Regions from separate parts of the Homo sapiens genome. Here region 1 is linked to region 2. Evidence: chromatin loops called from intact Hi-C (ENCODE). Cell type or tissue: gastrocnemius medialis. All regions are shown on one strand. Each heading gives the region's core, and the rest is flanking DNA. Links, peaks and the distances in the headings are about the cores only. Region 1 has its middle 180 kb from the start of LINC02513. Region 2 overlaps LINC02278 (long intergenic non-protein coding RNA 2278).

Region 1 (11,333 bases), core at 2,120-10,119, 390 kb before region 2:
CTGCAGGTCAGACAATTGGGGTGGATGCTCTTTTATTGAGCACCTGCTATATAGATCAGGATATTTGCATTCACTCTCCCATTTAATCCTCGCAAGAGGTTGTGAAAACACCGACATCGCTTCTATTATCCCCATTTAGAGATGAGGAAACCAAGTCTTAGCCAAATAACCTGCATAACGGAAGAAGCTGGGATTCAAATCCGGGACTTCAGAATGGAAGAATGATGTCAAATTTCCTCTCAACAGCAGAGATTCATGCAGCCAGTAGGGGAGCTAGGGCTCACCTTAAAATGGCACTAGGTGTTTGCAACTTTTTGAACAAAGGCATTTTTAGGGAACTAGTGGACAAGCGGTTGATTTGGCAGGAAGCCCGCCAGACAGCTAGAAAATGCAACTGGCCTGGGACCGATCAATCAATTTCAGGTTGCAGTATGTTTTTTCCCCTCCAAATCCATCCACTGAAAAGTCCTTGGAGTAGGAGCGGACTTGAAAAGAACTGCCAGGATGGAAAATACTAATTTTTTTTTTTTGGCATTTATTTTAAAAGGGACTTACCTAAAGCTCTCTAGATCCACTAAAGTATTACACAAGAAGATGGGTGAGTCTCAGGCTCTTCAATCAGAAAATTATTTCCATAGGTCAAAAGAGCCAAAGAATTTCTCAACTCTATTTACATTCTCAAAAAGAAAAATTTAGTCTGAGCATGGTGGCTCATGTTTGTAATCTCAGCAGTTTGGGAGGCCGAGGTGGGAGTGTCACTTGAGGCCAGGAATTCAAGACCTGCCTGGACAACATAGTGAGACCTGTCTCCACAAAAAATAAAAATAAAAAAATTAGGCAGTTTTGGTGGTGTGTCCTGTGGTCCCAGCTATTTGGGAGGCTGAGGCAGGAGGAACACTTGAGCCCGAGTGGTCAAAGTTACAGTGAGCTATGATCACACTACTGCACTCCAGCCTCGGCGACAGCAATACCCCATCTCAAAAATATAAAAATGAAAATAAAAGAGAAAGAAAGAAAAAAGAAAAATTTATTTCTAGGTTCAAACCCCATTTCCTTTTACCGACCTTAACTAAATTTCTATTTGTCATCTTTTTAACTGGTTTGTGTGACCCTTTTTAACTGGCTTGTGTGCCATGAATGTCTGATTAAGATGTTTGTTTCCGCCTCTTATACAGTAATCAGGCAAGGAAGCACAATCTCTGGGTCCAAGAGGGGGTTAGGGAGGAGGATTCAGTTAAACAATCATGAAAACAGGGCCCTGTGGTAAGATGGGAGGGGCAGAGTCCTCCCCCTCAAGGGACTTAGTGTCCAGTGGGAGACACACAGGCCACTGTTGTCCGGTACCCATGGGGCATCTCTGGGTTCCTCCAGCAGGGAGCCTGATTAGGATCCATGAGAAGCTTCTCTTTGCACCCAGAATCTCTCCTGTTCAATCCAGCTCCCTGTGGGCTCTTAATTGTAAGGCTTTACTATTCGCCAGGGAGACCTCAGGTTTTTCATTGATTAAAGAGAAAGACTCCTTTGACACTACAAAGAGGAACATTTAAATTGCCAGGTGATTTAATGCAATTATCTCTCCTTGGCCTGACAGGTTGAAATGAGCAAAGGAGTGAAAGGATTCAAGGAACTTAACATAAATCGAACCAGTTATTTTCTCACTAGCAATCAGCAGATTGAGGATGTTCACTGGGGAGACGGATGATGCTTCCTGCAGCAGTGTTAAGTGCATTAAAAAAGAGCAACTCAAGAAAATAATTTCCAATGCTTTCCAATTCTTTTGCCACCTGGAAACTTTCTGTTCATTTATTTTTAAAACTCATTTTTAATCTTTGTGTATTGAACTTCCATTGGGCGCCTTTGAGGGGCCTCACTGCATTAGTTTGCTAGCGCTGATGAAACGAAGTACAGCAAACTGGGTGACTTAACAACAGAAATGTACTGTCTCCATTCTGGAGGCCAGGAGGTCAGAGACCAAGGTAGCAGAGGGGTTGGTTCCTTCTGAGAGTGGTGAAGGAAGGACCTGTTCGGGGCCTTTTTCCTAGCTTCCGATGATTTGCTGCCATCTTTGGCAGTCCTTGGCTTGTAGACACATCACCCTGATCTCTGCCTTCATGTTCACCTGGCATTCTCCCTGTGTGCATGTCTGCATGTGCATATTTCTTCCTTTTTATAAGAACACCACCATTCGTATTGGATTAGAAGCCACCCTACTCCAGTATGATCCCATCTTGAAACGAATTACAGACAGTCCCCCACCTAATGACGGTTCCACTTACAATATTTCTGCTTTATGATTGTATGGAAGTGACATGCATTCGGTTCAGTATTCAATAAATCACGTGAGATATTCAACACATTATTATAAAATAGGTTTTGTGTTAGGTGATTTTGCTCCAGTGTAGACTAATGTAAGTGTTCTGAGAATGTTTAAGGTAGACTAAACTATGGCATCCAGTAGATTAGGTATATTAAATGCATTTTTGACTTAACAGCATTTTCAACCTATGATGGGATTATCAGGTCATAACCTCATTGTAAGTTGAGGAGCATCTGTACATCTGCAATGACCCTATTTCCAAATAAGGTCACCGTCTGAGCTACTGGGGGTTAGGACTTCAACATATGAATGTTAGGGGGATACAGTCCCACCTGTAACACTCCCTGTAGCCCTTCTCTGTCGCTGGCTGAAACCAGCTGGTTGACATGTGGACATCCACCTTCTCGCTTCTGGCATAGGGACTCACAACCCTGGGTACAAAATGGAAATCACCTGGAAGATTTTGAAAGAAATACCCAAGATGCCCAGTGGGATTTTCCCTAGCATGTGCAGGGTCCTCGGTACACATTGTTTGCTGGGGCACTTATCTATAAAAATAAGCTGACTAGAAAATGCATGACAAAATTTATGGGCCCATATGAGGTACAGTGATGCATTGAAGAAAAATTAGAATGGGTAGAAGAGAGTTACTTATGATTTATGTATTGTCCAGTTAGTGCACATAGAGATTCTTCGCGGGGTTTAGACAGAATCTCTTCCTGTTCTTTATCATCAAATGTACCATTCCTGATTAATTTCATATCTCCTACTGTAAGAGAAAGATAGCAACACTGTTATTACAATGCCAGGGCTCTTCAGAACAGTTTGTATTGAAAGAATAGATTTTGTTTCTGCTTTGCCTCAATACTGTTAATTTGAGGGTTGTTTCATTGTTAAGGGTCAACTGTCTCATCTGGTGTGTTCGATGTGATTATCAGCTCTCAATGGTCTGTTAAAGGTGCTTTCCCCTTGGTGAACAGAAAATGCAAGTCTTTCCCAGTATGCAAGAAAGTGTGAAGGATAATTCTTTTTTGGTGATGTGAAACTTACTCTTTAAAGTTTTCTAGCACAAACGTAGGATACTGTTATGGTTTGGCTGTGTCCCCACCCAAATCTCATCTTGAATTGTAGCTCCCGTAATTCCCATGTGTTGTGGGAGGGACCCTGTGGGAGATAATTGAATCATGGGGGCGGGTCTTTCCCATGCTATTCTCATGATAGTGAATAAGTTTCATGAGATCTGATGGTTTTATAAAGGGGAGTTTTCCTGCACAAGCTCTCTTTGCCTGCCGCCATCCATATAAGACTTGACTTGCTCCTCCTTGCCTTCCACCATGATTGTGAGGCCTCTCCAACCACGTGGAACTGCAAGTCCATTAAATCTCTTTCCTTTATAAACTACCCAGTCTCGGGTATGTCTTTATTAGCAGCATGAGAACAGACTAATACAGATACCTTCCAACCATGTTCTGAATCCACCAGGCAGTAATTACTACCTTCCTGAAATGTGGTATATTTCCATAGGGACTGCATTCCTGCCTGCCAGGCAGTGCCACCAGCCTGTAGGGTAGTGGCTTGTGGAAAGAGTGAGAAGAGCAGGCCTCTTCCTGCAACTGTCTACCCTCATCAGGCACGGCCTGAGACCGACAGCGACTGCGGGACATCACTGCATCTGTGGGAGATGAGAGGACAATGACCCGCAGGGTCTGTTTGCCTTTAGGAGCAATGGACTGGACAGCCACCCTGGGAAGACTGTGGAGCCTGCAGCAGGTGTGGGTGGCTGGCCTGGGTGGCCGCAATCAGGCGTGCACAGCTAATGTCGCAGCCCCTACTGCTCAGTGTGGAGGACCTTAGGAGGATCCCAGCATGGAGGGCGAGAGCCATGCACAACCCACACATGTGACTCAAGTGGGGTCTGCGGTGGATGGTCTGTAGCCAGGGCCCTGAACATGCCCTATACGCCATGTGAGTGAATTGCCCCAAATCAGCACCACTGGTGGCCTCACCTCTCATGCAAGAAACATTGCTCTGGGCAGTGGGAGTGGCCCAGGCCACCCTCCTAGTCGTGACGATTGCAAAGGCACGAGTCACCAAGCTCTGTGGGTACCTGCATCCTGATCCTTGCTCAGGGTGCCCCCGGGGACGATTCTGACAGTTCCTGCAGGTGTAGGCACGGATGTGCAACCTGGAAAATTTCAAGGAAGGTGCCCCAGGGCACAGGCCAGGATAGGCTGGCTCCCTTCCCGGGTCTAAGGGCCATTCTGCTGCCCAGCCGCAAACCCGGAAGATTCTGATCTATGGGGCTGGGGCGTGGCTCCCCCACCATAGGTATAAAAACCTCCTCAGGTGACTCTCCCGTGCAGCCAGGTTGAGAACCACAGTGACCTCGCTCACTGACTCACAAATTTGTTGGCACATTGGAATCACCAGGGAGGTTTAATACATTCTAAGCCTGGATGCCACTCCCTGAGTTTTGACTTAATTGGTCTGGGGTGTAACCTAGCATTGGGATTGGAGAATCAATGACCTCTCATTTGAGGTGGTTTTTTAAAACCTCCAGTGGTGCCCTACATCTGATTGGCTATCAGTTGCACACTTAGCTTGGAAGGCCCCTGGATGCTGGTTTTGTGGGAGAGATTCCCCTTGCCCACTCTTTCATTGCCTGATTGGCTTCCCTGACCCCACAGGTGGCATCTTCCTCAAGTCAACCAGCGTGGTAGTCAGAGAGGGCTAACAGGAATGGGGAAAAACTTTCAACCTCCAGAGGAGTGGAAATACTGGGACTGTGGTCACACCTGGTCAACAGTCCTAAATATGAGTGTGAAAAGTCACTTGAACATTCAGAGACAAAGCTCTGGTCTCTGGTCACCACCCCTCTTTTTTTTTGAGCCAGAGTCTTGCTCTGACACCCAGGCTGGAGTGCAGTGGCAAGATACTGCTCACTGCAGCCTCGACCTCCTGGGCTCAAGCAATCCTCCTACCTCAGCCTTCTGAGTCACTGGAACTACAGGCGTGAGTCACTGAGCCTGGCTCTCCAACCCCTTTTAGAGGCTTTTTAGTTCTCAGGCTGCAGTGTAAACTGACTTTCTCTGACCCCAGGGATGAGTCAGGCAAATGTGAAGCCAAGGGGTCAACATGGAGCTGCTTCTTCCGTGGAGTATCAATTTTATTTGACAATGTACATTTGGAAAGTCAAGTAAACTTACTGACTAGAAATGCACAACCTTATTTTAATATCATAATACATGAGAATATTGTAAACCATGATGCATAACTTGCATAATTAAAAATGAAAATCAATTATTTTTATTTTTACTTTTAGATACAGGTTCTTGTTCCATCACCCAGGCTGAAGTGCAGTGGTGGAATCCATAGCTCACTGCAGCTGCAAACTCGTGGCCTCAAGCAATCCTCTTGCCTTGGGCTCCCAAAGTGCTGGGATTATAATCATGAGCCAACACACCTGGCCAGTCTAAGACATTTTATGCTTGCACTGGATGTTTCAGAACAGGCATCCCCATTCCCCATTTATCTTGTATTAAGAGTTGTTTGTTAAAAAAGCTTGAGACCCACTGGAACTAGTAGGTTCAACCTATTTCTCTGTGATCTAAATGAATTCGCATAGGATTTTTCTCTGCTGGGGATGTTCTTCCCTCACTTGGTTACCTGATGAACTCCCATTTGCCCCTCAAAGCCCGCCTTAGATTTCTAGCATACCTTTCTTCTCCTGTCAGTGAGAGGTTATCACCACCTACTCTGTACTGTGCTTAGTACATATCTGCGTTTATGCTTATTCCGCATTGGTGTAATTTATTTGTTTATGTGTCTATTTCATCTATAAGACTAGATACTCTTTGAGGGCAGGAATTACATTTCATACATTGTTCTTCCTCATCTTAGCACCAGGCCTGGCATAGAGCAGATCTCAACAAGAGTTAGTTGATTAAAAGCCATGTTTTTCTTTACTTCTTAAAGAATAACTGAAAAATCCCAAACGCTCCAAATTGCTGCTAGTTGAAATTCAAAAGGAGATCGTTTTGGTGCTTTTTTCTGAGTCAGCTGTGTGACTCTGAGTATGCCCAGAAAACACAGGAGTTGCCCTGGCAGGGGGGTTGGTTATAGAGGGGTTGTCACTAGATCCTGGCCCCTTGGGGAAAGGGAGAGAGGAGGACATTGAAGAAGGGACAGTCCAGCAGCTGGCCCAGCTGTGGGGCCTGTGGTCTCCCCTCCTCTGCCCCCTCCCGTGCTCTTTGGATAGCCTTGTACTTACAGCCACTTGGACAAGCCTTAGCATTGTTTGCCTCTAGTGTAGGGTCAGAGGCCTTGTAGGAATGGCATGATTCTGCTTCCTTAAATAGTGACTTGGGAATGAAATGAGTAACCATGTCTTTAATTAGCCATACCCCAGAGGCCCGTAGGGGGTTGGTAAATGGTGGGCTTCCAGCCAAGATCAGCACTATGTGGCTGGTATTCGGTCCAGGGAGGCTTAGGGGGATGTTTTATTGGCCTCTCTCCCTCCAGTTGTCCTGTCAGCCCCTGATCCATGCTGTCGCCCTTTCAGCACGATGGGCTTCTCAAGACTGACAGAGGAAAGAAGGGAGGAGAGAGGCTAACCCAGTCTGCACATCTGTTAGGTTGGTGCAAACGTTAATTGTGGTTTTTGCCATTACTCGATTTTGCATTTACTTTTACATCAACCTTATATAATATCATGGGCCAGCCTCTGTGCCCAACACTGAGAAGGGCAAAATCAAAGGACTTTAGAGAAGGACTAAAATGTAACCCAACAAAAACATATAGTCCCAGAGCAGTCAAAGAAAGAGGGAGTGAAAGATATTTCAGAAAAACTTAAGTTCTTTGCTCTTTCTCCTTCTCCTTCTTCTTCTTCTTTTTTTGACAGAGTATTGCTCTGTCACCAGGCTGCTGGAGTGCAGTGGCGCAATCTCGGCTCACTGCAACCTCCGCCTCCTGGGTTCACGCCATTCTCCTGCCTCAGCCTCCCGAGCAGCTGGGACTACAGGTGCGCACCACTATGCCCCGCTTATTTTTTTGTGTATTTTAGTAGAGACAGGGTTTCACCATGTTGGCCAGAATGGTCTCGATCTCCTGACCTCATGATCCGCCCACCTTGGGCTCCTGAAGTGCTGGGATTACAGGCGTGAGCCACTGTGCCCAACCTTGTATTTTCAAACTCTGTAAATGGAATCTACACAGGCTACCCTTAATTCAGCCTCCTTCCATTTTCTATCCACTTCCTCACACCCTGAGTCTGCCCTGGCACTCTTTCCTCAAAACGCTGCAGAAAACTGCCCTGGCCTGTGCACTTTTCCCTTTACCCTTGTAGAGAGAAAAGAAATCTTTCTAGCCCGAGTCCACATGCCTTTCATCTCTACTAAATATCCTCCTTTCCTTCTGCCTCTTCATTTTTCTCTCCCTAACTTTTGATGCTATATTACAGAAAAGAATAATTCTGCAAGGGAAATCTTTATCCCCAGGGAGAGTGGCAAAAACCAATGGGAAAAGGCCTCTTTCGATGGTGAGGAGAGAGGAGACAGGCTAGGGATACTCACAAGTTAAGAACGTTGGTCCTGTCTCTTAGACTCACACAGTACTGAAGTGTGGATGTCCTCGAGCAAAAGCACAGAGGAGATCTGCGGAGTCTACCCAAGATGCTGAGGATTGCTTCCCAGAGACGAAATGCCTGAGTGGAGATTTGAAAGAAGGCTAGGAGTTCACCAAGAGACCCAGGAGAAAGGGATATCCATTTAGAGAGAATGACATGGGTAAAGTCATTTGGATAAGACAAGAGTCAGGTCCCTCATCCACTTTGTAGCTCCTGACCTCCAGACTTTCCAGAACTGTGACTGCATATGAGATTCAGGATACCTTCCTTTCAGCTGTTGATATTGAACTCCTAGGGTCCAAATGGGAACTTGATGGAGGAGATGCTAACGGGTCCATAGGGCAGGCAGGAGAGATGCTCCTGTCTTTTCCTGGGAAGGGAATGCAAATACAGCCACTATCCTGTGCCTGGGATATAAGTCTATTCCCTCCTGAGAAAGGAGAAAACACTTTGGGCAGGTCCGGGCAGGGCAGGGCAGGGCAGGGTAAGACTGGCTTTGCCCAGACCAACTTTGGTGCTCTCAGAAAGCAGGTAGAAAGCCTGACTATAAACAAGCTCTCTCAGCTTCCTCTTTATTGGATCCACCAGTCCTCAAGAGGTTTATTCTTAAGTTACTGTTCAGTCTGGGCTCAACCTGTCCTTATTTCTTCACTCCCACTACCTCTAACTTCGAACACTTACTTGTGCATCTGAGATTTTAAATAATATGGTATTCTGGAATGTTTGAAGCTCCGGTGTATAGGAATGGTGTTGCATGTGTTAACAGAGCGGCAGGAATTCTACAAAGCTCTCTCTGGAGCTTTGTGTGTGTTTTTCCCATACCAGCAGCATCAGAATTACCTGGGAGCTTGTTAGAAATGCATGTTTTGGGGGCCCCATCTCAGACCTATGGAACCCGTGGGGTGGGACCCAGCAATCTGTGTTTTAACAAGCCTCTAACATGCTCACATTTTGGACATGCTCAATTGAGCTAGAAGGCTATGTCATGCCGGGGAATTAGCCTGTGATGAGTAGGACTGAGTCCCCGGGTTTGCAGGTTCCAAGGCACAGAAAACACTGTTTATTTAAGGGACTTCTTCTCTGAATGGGCATAAAAGCATTCTTTGCCCTTTTCCATGAACACTATCAGCTTCAGAAAATGCCACATGTGTTGCATCAGAGGGAGACTTCTGACTTCTCAGCAGGTAAATGTACCTTGACTCCAAGGATGGGGAAAAGAGGGGGCTTCAGAAAATGCAAATAAGGCTGCCAGTGGCTGCAGGTGACCTCCACTGGAAGTGTTTCAGCTCTGAGTATGCCAAGTGCATTGCTCCCCTCAGTGCTTACTCTAGGACAGTTTCTGCCTGGCCCCTCCTTCAACTTCTCAGAAGCTGCTACACCGAATTCTTCTCCAGCCTGGAGCAGTGCAAGAGGAAATGGACTGTAACAGAAGTAGGAGAAATTCAAATTTACTATAAGGGACTTTCTGAGGGCAAAGCCTGGAACAGAGCAGGTTGCACAATCTTTTCTGTACATCTCTCTCAGGGGCTACAGGGCTTAGTGGTTAAGGCTAGTGCCTGAATTGAGTTCAGTCCTGGCCTTTCCATGATTTAGCTGTGATCTTGAGAAAATTGCTTAACCTCTCAGTGCCTTCATGGTCTTTAATTTTTAATTTTTTTAGAGATAGGAGTCTGGCCATGTGGCTCAGCCTGGTCTCGAACTCCTGGTCTCAAGCAATTCTCCCACCTCAGCATCCTGCCTCAGCCTCCCAAGTAGCTGGGATTATAGACACAAGCCATGGCGCCCTGCAGCAGTGCCTCCATGTTCTTGATCATAAATTGGGAATTATAATAGCAAGACACTCACAGGCATTTGTGAAGATTACATTAGATAATGCATCCCAAGTAAGCACTAACCCAGCACCTGGCCTGTAAGTGTTCACTAAATATCAGCTATTAAACACCATCTGTACCTAACTTAGTACAGGCATTCAATTTAATACATGCTTGCTGAGTAAATGATGGATTCACAGTCCCTGTCTGAAGCTGCTAGAAGACCATCAAAAATATACTCCCCTTCCATTCTGAACAATTAAATTACCAGGGAGTGGTCCTGATTCCCAAGGCTTAATGGAACTCTAGCAGGTATTTTTCACAGTGGTTTCCTATTTCTGGAATGTCTTCTCCGTTCTGGTCTGTTGTCATCCAGTAGGCTGTTAGTGGGGAATCAGAGTGACTTAAATTGCTCTCATGGACAGAGGGAGGAAACAATTAAAAAGAAATGGGAAGTGAAGTTTCTTGGGTAGAAGGACAAGGGTTGCCACCAGGTAGCATTTCCTGACATGACTCGGCTTGGAACAGTCTCTTAGCAAATTAGAAAAGTGGTCTCTGAGAGAAATCCATCTGCCCCTCCATGCATTGCTGGCAGTGAGCTCCTGAGAGAGAATGTCAAAGGTCATTGTTGGGGTCTAACTTCATCAGAGCTGATATCTGGTAGGGGCTTATTTCTTTGGTTGAGCTGTTTAGAGGAAGAGAGATTGGTTTTTTTTCACTTATACCTGTACTTATAGAAAGCACCCTTGACATCAACACATCAGACCTGGGACCATCTAATTATCTGGAGATCTCTGTTTTTCATTTACCGTTATACCCATATAATCTAGGTGGTTTCTGCCCCACTGTTGATCCCAGGCATTTTGCAGTGAGACTGTTAAAGAATTCCAAAGCAGGTGTGAAAGTGCAGAGCAGGAAGATTTGGAGAGAGCTTTGAGATTTACTCTCCTCCAAAATCCTCCAGCCATGCAAGGCACAGGACTGGAAGAGCAGCAGGAGCAGAAATCCGGAATCTGTGCTTCTGATTTTGCCCAAGTGGCCAGATTTCCCCTGTGGAGGAATCACCCAGTTCCTGCAATAGCCCTTCCCCCACCTCACCTCTCTCTGCAGGGACCTCCAGGTCACCCCTATGCCTGGATAAAACTTGATGGCTGCCATTAGAACTTCTGCTAATGAGGTGAACTTTTCAGAAAACTCAATATTTAAAAACAGGGACTCACAAAACAGATCAACTGGGGAAGTGGGTGATTATTTGTCTTTGCTATATATAGGAAAGAGTCAGTTTATAACATAATTATTTTTATGTGCTATTTTTTCCGCAGAGCTCAGAGAACCATCCAATCTAATTATGCCTATATGCATTGATTTTTATAGCATCTCCTCTCTCCTTCCTGGGGTCAGACATGAGCTCTTCAGACTCTACTTCTTTTGTGACTTTCTCCAATGCCTGGCACTGAGCTTGGTACTCAGCAAGGCCCAACAAAGGTACAATTGACTGCTAGTTGTACTCCCTAGTGGGAGGTGTGTGGGTGTCTTGGAGCTGCAGCCTTTACCAGGTCTTCCCAGGAATATGCTGCTTAAA
Region 2 (11,333 bases), core at 1,706-9,705:
TAGTCACGTATGATCATATTTCTTTTTTTATTCTATGTTCTAAAATATGTATAATTGTACATTATCAGGAAAATAACAAAAAGATCTAAAGAGAATAGGAGGAAAGTTATCTGAATTGTTCAGGTTTTAATCACTAAAAGCAACACATCCACACCAAACACATTAAAAAAAAATCTCCTTTGAGTTTACAACTCTTGTGATGTTTCCCCAGCCTTGACTGCTAGGAAGAAGCAATTGCATAAGCCCAGAAAGGGCTACCAATAGACAACCAAATCAACATAGAAGGTAAACTTGCAAATAAAATGGTTTAAGATGGGATTGACTGCCGGAAAATCAGAGCAGCCATCTCTTTTTAACATGTCAGTACATGTCCCAAACAGTGTCCTCCAACCTATAATTTGCTTGTATAGTCCAGTCAAGAAGGACTGACTGCCCAAGGGCGTGGAACTGTGTCTTCTCTCTTGCCAACCCCTTTCTTCCTCCCACTAACAATCCAGCAGATTTCAGTCTCAAAGACAGGAGTTTAGACTTGATAGCTCTACACTGACCCTATCCCATCCCAACAAACCTAATGTTTGTATCTTCACTTCTCTGCAGATGGTTTTCACAAAGAAAGCATTCCTAATCACTCAGGGGGAACTAGGTCACCACCACAAATTGTCCTCCAGTTAAAAGCATGAACTCTTCTGGACACGAATTCTCTTCTGAGTGTGAGGATGCCATGACTGTGATACAGGGTAAAGTGGGATGGAGTGCTTAATCCCCAAGAAAGTCCATCAGGAATAGGAGAAGGCCAGTTTAAGAGCATTTAATGTTGTCCAACAAGTCCAACTGAAATCGGGAGTGGTTAATCCTCATAAATATAATATCTATCATTAGTTATTCAGGAAATATGGGAAGTCAGTACCAAGTCAGATGGTCCAAAACACGCAAGTCAATTAAGCAGCCTGAAAGAGGTGACACGAGGCATGAGTGATGCCCAAAGAAGGTGACACGCCCAGTGTAGCTGGTTACAAAGCAAGCCTCCTGATAGCTGGATGTGTTTTGAAATACTTGTAAAGTCCTTGGTAAGCATCTCCTATTCTTGTGATAAATAAACACTACCAAGGAAAAAGTACTAAACCACTCAACTGAAGTTTGAATTGATAAAGAATGGTAATGTGCACAATACTGAATGACCTTGGAGCCTCTTTGATCTGTGCGTTTCTATATTCAGCTCAAGGTCCCATTGAAACCAAGGAGTTTATGTTTGGGCCAATAAATAGAGCTAATAAAAGTTCACCCTTGGACTGGGACTCTTTGAATGGCTGGAACATGGGTCATTTATGGTGTTTGATGACTGTGAATGCCAACAAAACTACTACTGAGTATATATGGCTTCTTTTACACCCTAGATGAGAAAAGCCTGCCTGTAGCATGTAGGAGAGTAAAAAAGAGAATAAGCAACCTGATGCCACATATTGAAATTTCATTTGACAAATATGCATTGAATATCTACTATGTGGCAGACAGCCTTCAAGCAGGAGGGATACACAGATGAACCAAATGTAGGCCCTGCCTGTGAGACTCCAGACTGGACAGAATGCACTTAAGTCCACATAGCAGTAATACACGTCGGACTGTGAGGATGGCTGAGCAGAAGGAAGAGCAAGGAATTCTCTATGGGAAGACTCTGGAAGGCTTTAACAAGGATGTGCTCTTTAGCTGAACCTTAAAGCATGAGTGAAAAAAAAGAGCAGAAAAAGGTGGTGTTTTGAGCAGAGAACAGACACTGAGCAAGAAGCAGAAGAGCAGAGGAGCCGAGAAAGCTGGACAGAGTTCTAGAAATGTGGCATGGAAGGAATGAAAGGTCTGAGGAGGGAAAGGAGGTCAGGACCAACTACGAATGGTCTGGAATGACTTGCTACACGTGGATTTGACTTTATTTGTAGGCCGGGGGGTTGTAGAGGTTTTATATTTTTATACATTTATTTTTTAATTTTCATATTTCAACAGAGCTTGTTTCAAGTAATTCTTATGTAAAACATGAATGTATACAACAAAAACAAGCGGGTGATGTTTCATTAGTACAAACGTGCTTTTATAATCTTAACTTTATTAAGCTTGCTTATTCTTAAGTTAACCAATGAGAACAATTCTAATCGTCTGCACATGAGTCAAGATTTTGCACTCTGTGCAAGTGACTGAAAACTCAATTCAAACTAACTCAGGAAAAAAAAAAGTGGGGGAAGGGAGGAAGAAGATTTATTACCCATATAAATCCAGGAGGGGTTCTGGGATTCAGGAATCAGTTGATTGTGGGGCTGAAAGAATATTATCAAAGCTTCAGCTGATTTCTCAGCTCCATGTCCCCTCTATAGTAGCTGCTTCATTCTCAACATGAGCATCCTTGGTAGTCCCCAGGAACGCTGGGCTTAGAATCACCTTTACAAGCGGCAATCTTCCTTTCCTACCAAAGCCCACCACAGTCCCAGAACTAAGCCTCAGCGACCTGGCCCGCCTCACATGTCCATCCCTGAACCTGTGGCCAACACAATGGTGTATCCCAAATGAGCATGGTGGGTCCTGCATACATCCAGGTCTCGAAGGAAAATCGAGCTGCTGTCACCGGAAGGAGGATGCACAGGAAAAAAAAAACACAGTTTATTCTATTTTGACCAATGTGAAAATTTTAAATTTAGGATAAGGGATTGCAGGTTTATACCAGTTTTAACACTCACTTTGTTTCTGTATTTTATTTGCACAGTATTGAGAAAATTCTGATTCATTACTGGTAACTGTTTTTTAAATAGCATACCTGTTTAAATTACACCTGGAACATTCAAAATAGTCTTAAATTAAACTTGTGCCAAAGTGTAAGTAGGTTGAAAGTCTGAGCAATGGGAAGTTTTATTTCAAAGTTTAATTCTACAAACAATCTCCTCTGTTAATTTAAGTGTTCACTGGGAAGATGTTTCTCAAATGTATCTATAATATCTAACAAGAAATTCAACAATGTTACTTATTTTTTAAACTTAGTATCTCAGTAACTATTGCTCAAAGCTTGAGTGTGATAAAATTAATGTTTTGCTCTTTGAGTCATAAAGTTAGGTTTCAACTTAATTGCTGGCATGCTATCAGCAAATGTAAGCATGGTGATATTGCAACTTCACATTGCCAAACTGAACTCATTCAGTTTCTTGAAAAACATCAGCAAGTTTATGCAACTCTGTTATATCAGAGAACTATTTGCTAAGTCTCATTTGGGATACAATATTTAGTGATTTCTTGTCTCATTTGAAAGAGTAATAACAACACCTTGCCTCAAGACAGTTGGTAAGTGTACTTTCCCAGGAGAAAGTACACTGTGGAACCCACAACCCAATACATTCCCAAAAACTATAAAAAGGCTGAAATTGGAATCTCCTGTCTCATTAAACTGACAATGTAAAGGAAATCGCTAATCACTGTTTTTGCTTTTGTTTTTTGAGACGGAGTCTCGCTCTGTAGCCCAGGCTGGAGTGCAGTGGCGCAATCTCGCTCACTTGCAAGCTCCGCCTCCCGGGTTCACGCCATTCTCCTGCCTCAGCCTCCCCAGCAGCTGGGACTATAGGCGCACACCACCACGCCCGGCTAATTTTTTGTATTTTTAGTAGAGATGGGGTTTCACCGTGTTAGCCAGGACCGTCTCCATCTCCTGACTTTGTGATCCTCCCGACTCGGCCTCCCAAAGTGTTGGGATTACAGGCGTGAGCCACCGCGCCCAGCCTAATCACTGTTTTAAGAGATGCTCATGTCACCTTAATAGCAAGTGCTTTTCTGTGCAACTTGCCATGTCTTATTCAAAATCACATTTCACCAAGAAAATTCCTCAGCACTTTGCACCACTTCATCCCATTCTGCATAGCCTTATTTTCCTAATTGGGCTAACATGACTCTTTTCTTAGCCTGAGAGCCCTGCAAGGGCTGGAACTCTCTTATTATGTGCTTTCTCTCCATTGAGCTTACTAATGTATACTCAGAGCTTAGACTGTAAATGTTTGGTGAATAAATTATGTATGTATGTATGTATGTATGTATATTTAATGTGTTTTATTTACAAAAAAAATTAAAGGAAAATTTTCACCAAGCCATTGTTTCAAATAAAATTCTTTTTTTTTAATTTTTTTTTTTATTTTGAGACAATCTCACTCTGTCACCCAGGCTGGAGTGCAGTAGCGCAATCTTGGCTCACTGCCACCTCCGCCTCCTGGGTTCAAGCGATTCTCGTGCCTCAGCCACCCAAGTAGCTGGGATCACAGGCATGTGCCACCATGCCCAGCTAATTCTTGTATTTTTAGTAGAGACGGGGTTTCACCATGTTGACTAGGCTGGTCTTGAACTCTTGGCCTCCCAAAGTGCTGAGATTACAGACATGAGCCACCACACCCAGCCTCAAATAAAATTCTTGAGATTAAGAGTTTTTACACCCCTTATAAATAGCACACAAAACAAGAAACCAAAAACTTATCTCCTCTACAGAAATGTTTTGCAATGGCTATTTTGACCCCAGGACCATTTACATTCCTCATTCATTCATCAAACAGTTAGGAAGCACCTACTACATGCTATTAAACTGTCCCCATTGCTGAGGATATCTTCTGAAAGACATTAAATACAGTTTTTGACCTCAAGGAGTCTAGTCAGGGAGAATCATAGAACTCAAATCATCATCATGCCACCTGATGTGTGCCATAAGAGAGATACGAATATTACGTGGTGTTGATTAGGCTCTTTCGGGTTGCCAGGAAAAGAGACGTGCTCTGGTGACTTGCATTAATGTGGTTCATTATGAGGAAGTAGGGAAGAACAGGAAGCAGTTTTAGCAGCTGCCTGGCGGGTCTGGCAGAGCCAGGAATGTCATTCAGGACATAGTATACCTCCAGCCACCTGTTCTTCTTGACATTGCTTCAACGGCAAGCATCTGTTGCTCCTTCTCTAGTGCTCTGCCAGTGTGATGACTCAGCCACGCTCTGCCCTGCTTTCTCTGCTCGTGCTGCTAAATCCTCTCTGCATTCCTTTTCTCTCCTCCATGGCTCCCGCTTAGTTGTGGCTCCTACTGCCGTGTGGATATGGCTTGCAGACTCCTCTCAGGACGTCTGCCTTTTTCGGCCCAACTTTTTGGCTTAGTCCTCTGATAAGTCTCAAATTCAAAATGTGTGAAAGAGGCTTTGTTTGACTGGCCACTCATCATCCAGGGTACAGTGACCTCGCTGGGTGGAGCTCTGGCATCAGCCGCTGGCCACTGGACTCTCCATGGATGGCTGCCTTTGGGTCGGGCATCAGTTCTCAGTTCAGTGCACCATAGCCAGGGAAGCAGGGTCCTGGCAGAAATCACATCCACCCACGCAGAGAGCACTGTCTGCAGCAGCTCTCATCCCAAGAGTGGTGTGGCAGAGGCTGGCACTCATGCCAGCGCTGACTTTCCTCCAGCATGATGTCCCAATGTATTGATTGCCATCCTAACTTTGACTGTGTCAACCATTCAGCTTTGCTACAAATCATGTCAGAGCTATGACAGATATTTGAAAACACATTTTTAGAGCTATTTAAAATAACCAAAAGTTCACTTTGGGAGGCCAAGACAGGCAGATCACCTGAGGTCAGGAGTTGGAGACCAGCCTGGTCAACATGGTGAAATCCCATCTCTACTAAAAATACAAGAATTAGTCGGGCATGTTGGCAGGCACCTGTAATCCCAGCTACTTGGGTGGTTGAGGTACGAGATTCGCATGAACCTGAGAGGCAGAGGTTGCAGTTGGCTGAGATTGCACCACTGCACTCCAGTCTGAGTGACAGAGTGAGTGACTCTGTCTCAAAAAATAAAATAAAATAACCAAAAATTAAAAACAACTTGAATACCAGAGGAAAAGAAAATACTTGAATAAATTTTAATATATTTGTAAGGAATATCATACAACTGTTCAAAAATATGACTTGGAGAACATCGTGACAAGGGAAAATGCCCACTGATATACTGTTCAATAAAAGTCAGTGTATGCAAGTTATATAGTATCATTACTGAATTAATTATACACATTCACATATAGAATATAGAGAGAATAAACTGGAAAGATAAGCTGACAGTGACTGTTGATGGTGGGATGATGTGTGAGTTTTATGTTCTTTCTTATGCATTCATTGTATTTATTAACCTTTCAAAAGCTAAAAAAAAAAAGTAGTTCTCAATTATAAGATATAGAAAGCAGTATATAAGACCACATTATTTCAGTAGGCAAAGCCCATAAATTGGTTTGACAAAAAGTACAAGATATCTCGGATCCCATTTCCAGTAAAGAAGCAACATTTCCTTTCTTATTCATGACTATATTAGCAAAGAAAACAAAGATGACAATGAAATCAAAAGCATGACAGAGTAACAGGATGCACAGTGCCTACTCATGAACCCTGGGCTGTAGCTCTTAGGAGGATGTCTGGGTTGTCAAAGTACAATTCTATTTGGTGGATGGAACATGGGAGATGGCCTTCGGAAAACTATAATCCAACAGGAAAAAATGGAAATAACAGAAGATAATACAAAGGAGTATGGGAGCCCAGAAGACATGGTTAACTCTGCCTGTGAGAGGGAGGGGAAAATTTAGAAGGTTACCAACCTTTGAGCTGAGGCTTAAGTGATATTTATTGAATTTTCAAGGGAGTCCCGCAAAAAGGGGCACTTTTCTTCCATACTTGAATTATCAGCTGATTGAGAAATAAGATCAGAGAATAGAGCAGATGGGAGACCAAACTATCACATTTACTTGATAAAGTTGATATCGAAGAAGACTTTATAGCTTCAGGTAAGGTAAGTGGGTTTCCAATTCTGAACTCAGAAATAGACAGATTTATCCATCCAGTATTGCTAGGCCACAGCAAGCTTTATAATGGAGGGCAAGGCCCTTGGAAAACCTACACAGCAGAATCAGAGGAGAACACGTGTTCTCAACAGGCAGACTTACTCCAAGAAGAAAAGGAGAGGAAGAAGCTGAAATGCACACGCCTAATGTGGTGGGCTGAGTGTGCCCCACACACCCACACATACTATGCGTTTATATAGAGAAAGACATACATACACATATAGAAAGAGTCTGTAAATGTGAGCTCATTTAGAAAAAGGATCTTTGCAGATGTAATTAAGTTAAGGACCTTGAGATGAGATCATCCTGGATTAGAGTGGGCCCTAAATCAAATGGCAGGTGTTCTTAGAAGATAAGAGCAGAAGACAGACAGGAGAAAGCCTTGTGAAGATGAAGGCAGAAATTGGTGTGATGCATCTACAGGTTAAGAAACCTGGATTCAAACCAAAGATTTCAGAAACCCAGCACCCAAAACCAGGAGAGAGGCAGGGAATGAATTCTTCCTTAGAGCCTACAAAAGAAACCAACCCAGTCCACACATTGATTTTGGACTTCTGGCCTCCGGCACTGCAAGAAAATCCATTTCTGTTGCTTTAAGTTACCCAGTTTCTGGTAATTTGTTACAGTAGCCATATACTCAGTTTCTCCTAAACTCAGCAGGCTGTGAGTGGAGAGAGGAGGGGAAGGACAGATTATTCCCCAAGTGGAGCTTCCTCCACCTAGAAAATACTATGAGTGGGGAAGACACATCTCATTCAAAAATAATAATAAAAGCCAGTAACATTTTTCAAGTGCTTGCTAGACCAGCCACAGTTTTGAGTGGTTTTATAAAGACTACACCAGGGACTATGTAGAAGAAGGGAATTCTAGGCCAAGGGGAAAAGCTCTGTGGGGTTTCCCCATCCCACACACTTCCTCATCTATTCCTATGCAACTTCCACCCATTTCATGGACATTTATTTGGTCAAGGACAAAATACTTCCCACACACTTCCTCATCTATTCCTACACAACTTCCACCAAGGACATTTACTTGGACATTTACTGTGATTTACAGCTTTGAATCTTCAGGTATCCTACATCCTCTGATAACAAAAATACAGGCAGTGTTTGTTTAATTATAAAATTTTTATAAATATCATATAAGGCTTATGAAAAACATGGGCGTATTAGTCAGTGTTCTGCAGAGAAACAGAACCAACAGGATGTATATAAATAAATAAACAAACACACATACACACAGAGAAAGAGAGCGATTAAAAGCTTAAAATAAGGAGTGGACTCACCTGATTGTGGGGGCTGGCAAGTTCGAAATCTGCAAGGCAGGCCAGCAGCCTGGAAACCTAGGGAAAAGTTGATGTTGCAATCTTGAGTTCAGAAAAAATCTGGGGGTAGAATTTCTTCTTCCTCAGGGGACCTCAGTCTTTTTTCTTAAGGCCCTCAACTGACTAAAGGAGATTCATTCACATTATGGAGAGGAATCTGGTTTCCTCCAGGTCTATTTATTTAAATATCAGTCGCATGTAAAAAACACTTTCACAGCAACATTTCGGCTAGTGTTTGACCAAACTAATGTTATCATAGCCTAGCCAGGTTGACACATAAAATTAACTATTAAAATGGACTTTTTTATCTTTTATTCATTTTTTACATTGTGGTAAAATACACATGAAATAAAATGTATCATCTTAACCATTTTTAAGTATCCAGTTCTATGGCATTGAGTGCATTCACATGGTGCAACCATCACCGCCATTCATCTCCAGAACTTTTTTCATCTTGCAAACTGAGATTCTGTACCCATTACACAATAGATCCCCATGTTCCTCTCTTCCAGCCCCTGGAAACCACCATTGTCCTTTCTGTCTCTGTGAATTTCACTACTCTAAGTACCTCATATGAGTGGGATCACACAGTGTTTGTCTTTTTGTGACTGGCTTATTATACCTACCGTAATGTCTTCAAGGTTCATCCATGTTGTAGCATATGACAGGATTTCTTTCTTTTTTAAGGCTGAATAATATTCCATTGTATGTATAGACCACATTTTGTTTCTCTGTTCATCTGTCACTGGACATTTTGGTTGCTCCCACCTTTTGGCTATTGTGAACAATGTTGCTATGAGTATTGGTGTATAAGTCTCTGTTCAAATCCCTGTTGTTAATTATTTTTTGTGTGTATGTCCAGAAGTGGAATTGCTGGCTCATATAGTAATTCTATGTTTAATTTTTTACTGTTTTACTATGTTATAGTCAGCATTTTAAAATTTGTATCAGGGCCGGACATGGTGGCTCATGCCTGTAATCCTAGCACTTTGGGAGGCTGAGGAGGGTGAATCACCTGAGGTCTGAGGTTCAAGACCAGCCTGGCCAACATGGTGAAACCCTGTCTCTACTAAAAATACAAAAAATTGGCCAGGCATGGTGGCAGGCATCTGTAACCCCAGCTACTCAGGAGGCTGAGGCAGGAGAATCACTTGAACCCAGGAGGCAGAGGTTGCAGTGAGCCAAGATGGCGCCATTGAACTCCAGCCTGGGCAACAAGAGTGAAACTCCGTCTCAAAACAAAATAAACAAAACAAAACAAAACTTGTATCAGAAGACAGGACAAACAGTTGCCTAAGAAAGCCAATATATACATTAGTACTCAGATTGCAGCCACACATCCAAAGGTGGGCAAAAACACTCAAAGACCAATCAAAATACATTATGGATACTGCAGGTTGACTATCCAGCCTCCACTCTACCCTTCTTCTTTCCTAAGAGAACCCTAGTTTTATTCATATAATCTCCTCTTTCCTACAGAGTCATGTTCCTTGGGGTAAACAAACACTAGCTTTAGGAATGGGTCTGATTGATCTGAGGAGAATTCCATTGCCCTTGTCAGCAGTTAAGACATGCTTAGGCACATAACCTCATTTTGGCCAAGAAAATTAAAGAGAATTCTGGAGTGAGACTCCTGGAAAATTATTCTTCATTCTTAAGAAAGCACCATAGGAAGAGGCCCTCCTATTCTCCCTTTGGCATTGCCATTCCTGCATGTAACTCCTGGAACTGGCATAGCCAGGCTGCCACTAACATGAAGATGAAGCCCACATCAATGGTGGAACAGTGGAGAGATGGAAAGTATCCAGGTTCTTGATGTTAACATCACTGAACTGCCTAATGGACTCAGTTGGGAGCCCGCCCTACACACTTTGATCTACTTGATGACAAAACAAATTGACAACAAGTTTTGGCCTTCCGTGAAAAATCAATCTGCTTATTAATATGAAAAAAATAAAAACAAAGAAAAAGGATAAAGGTGAAAAAAAAGTATAAATTGCTCACAATCCCACTGTGTTAGTGAGAGTTCTTGGTGGCAAGCAACAGAAACCAACTCTGATTCACTTAGGCAGAAACATACTGGATCGGATGGATTATCAAGGAACTGACAAAACCAAAGGCAGGAGAACCAGGAGTCTTTCCCATGAGAACCAGATCTAAGCTTATCCCAGTGTTCACGCTACCATTGGAATCAGCAACACTGCATCCACGGCCACCATTCTCACTGTTTCGGCTGTCACTAGTACTATCACTACTGCATACTGCACTGGCATCATCTCTGCCACCACCACTGTGATGATCTGCTTGCTGACTTTCCAGACTTTCCAAGTATCACACCAAGGCTGTGGGACTAGGAGAGGCAAGCCAGCAGCCTATGGCACACCATTTAAGGAGGCACTCATGGCCGGGCGGGGTGGCTCATGCCTATAATCCCAGCACTTTGGGAGGCCAAGGCGGGTGGATCATAAGGTCAGGAGATCAAGACCATCCTGGCTAACACGGTGAAACCCCGTCTCTACTAAAAAATACAAAAAATTAGCCAGGTGCGGTGGCGGGCACCTGTAGTCCCAGCTACTCGGGAGGTTGAGGCAGGAGAATGACGTGAACCCGGGAGGTGGAGCTTGCAGTGAGCTGAGATCATGCCACTGCATTCCAGCCTGGGCAACAGAATGAGACTCCGTCTCAAAAAAAAAAAAAAAAAAAGAAAGAAAAGGAGGCACTCACTCTCAGGGTCGTACCAATGCAGATCAGCACTCTCATGACTCTAAGAATGAGTGCCTCCTTAAATGTTACCCCCTAGCACCCTAGATGCTTCTTTGCCTCACTTAGTCCCATTCCTGTGCCATCATCCAAGTTTCGGAATTTCAGCGTCAGTGTCCAAGCCTAGTTCATGTGACTACAACCATGTTGCTATGCAGTGAGCATTGAAGGGTCTCCCTCTTCAGCTTCCACATACAACTAAGGCACTCTAGCCAAACTACACACAATGGGAAATTGCCCCCTAATAGGAGCCACATCAGGGATAATGACTCTGAGCTGTTCCTCCAGTCTTTCTTCCATGCATAATACTGGGGTTGGGATGCAAAAATGACTTTATGTTTCTTAGCATAGTTTTTTGGTGCTTAGAAAATACA

What was found. Hi-C counts contacts between places; a loop is a spot of excess contacts. Peaks named below come from ENCODE experiments on the same cell type or tissue, not always from the same donor. Only the 100,000 strongest peaks of a DNase experiment are listed, where the experiment ranks them.
Region 1: it touches region 2 in a loop (2.4-fold over the local background); 4 of 110 quality-filtered maps call a loop at or near these places.

The regions. Positions count from the first base shown.
Region 1 is chr4:38,184,302-38,195,634 of GRCh38, forward strand. No RefSeq gene overlaps it. Among named protein-coding and RNA genes, the nearest start is that of LINC02513, 180 kb to the right of the region's middle. RefSeq lists enhancers at 2,914-3,083, 5,256-5,425. In gastrocnemius medialis, for the core only: no CTCF peak of the experiment used is centred there; a DNase peak (open chromatin) is centred at 6,750; H3K27ac peaks cover 1,124 bases.
Region 2 is chr4:38,569,855-38,581,187 of GRCh38, forward strand. It overlaps LINC02278 (long intergenic non-protein coding RNA 2278), which reads left to right. Exons shown (of 3, transcript NR_146991.1): 3 at 598-4,106. Among named protein-coding and RNA genes, the nearest start is that of LINC02278, 12 kb to the left of the region's middle. In gastrocnemius medialis, for the core only: no CTCF peak of the experiment used is centred there; DNase peaks (open chromatin) are centred at 4,917, 5,257 and 5,687; H3K4me3 peaks cover 649 bases; H3K27ac peaks cover 2,095 bases.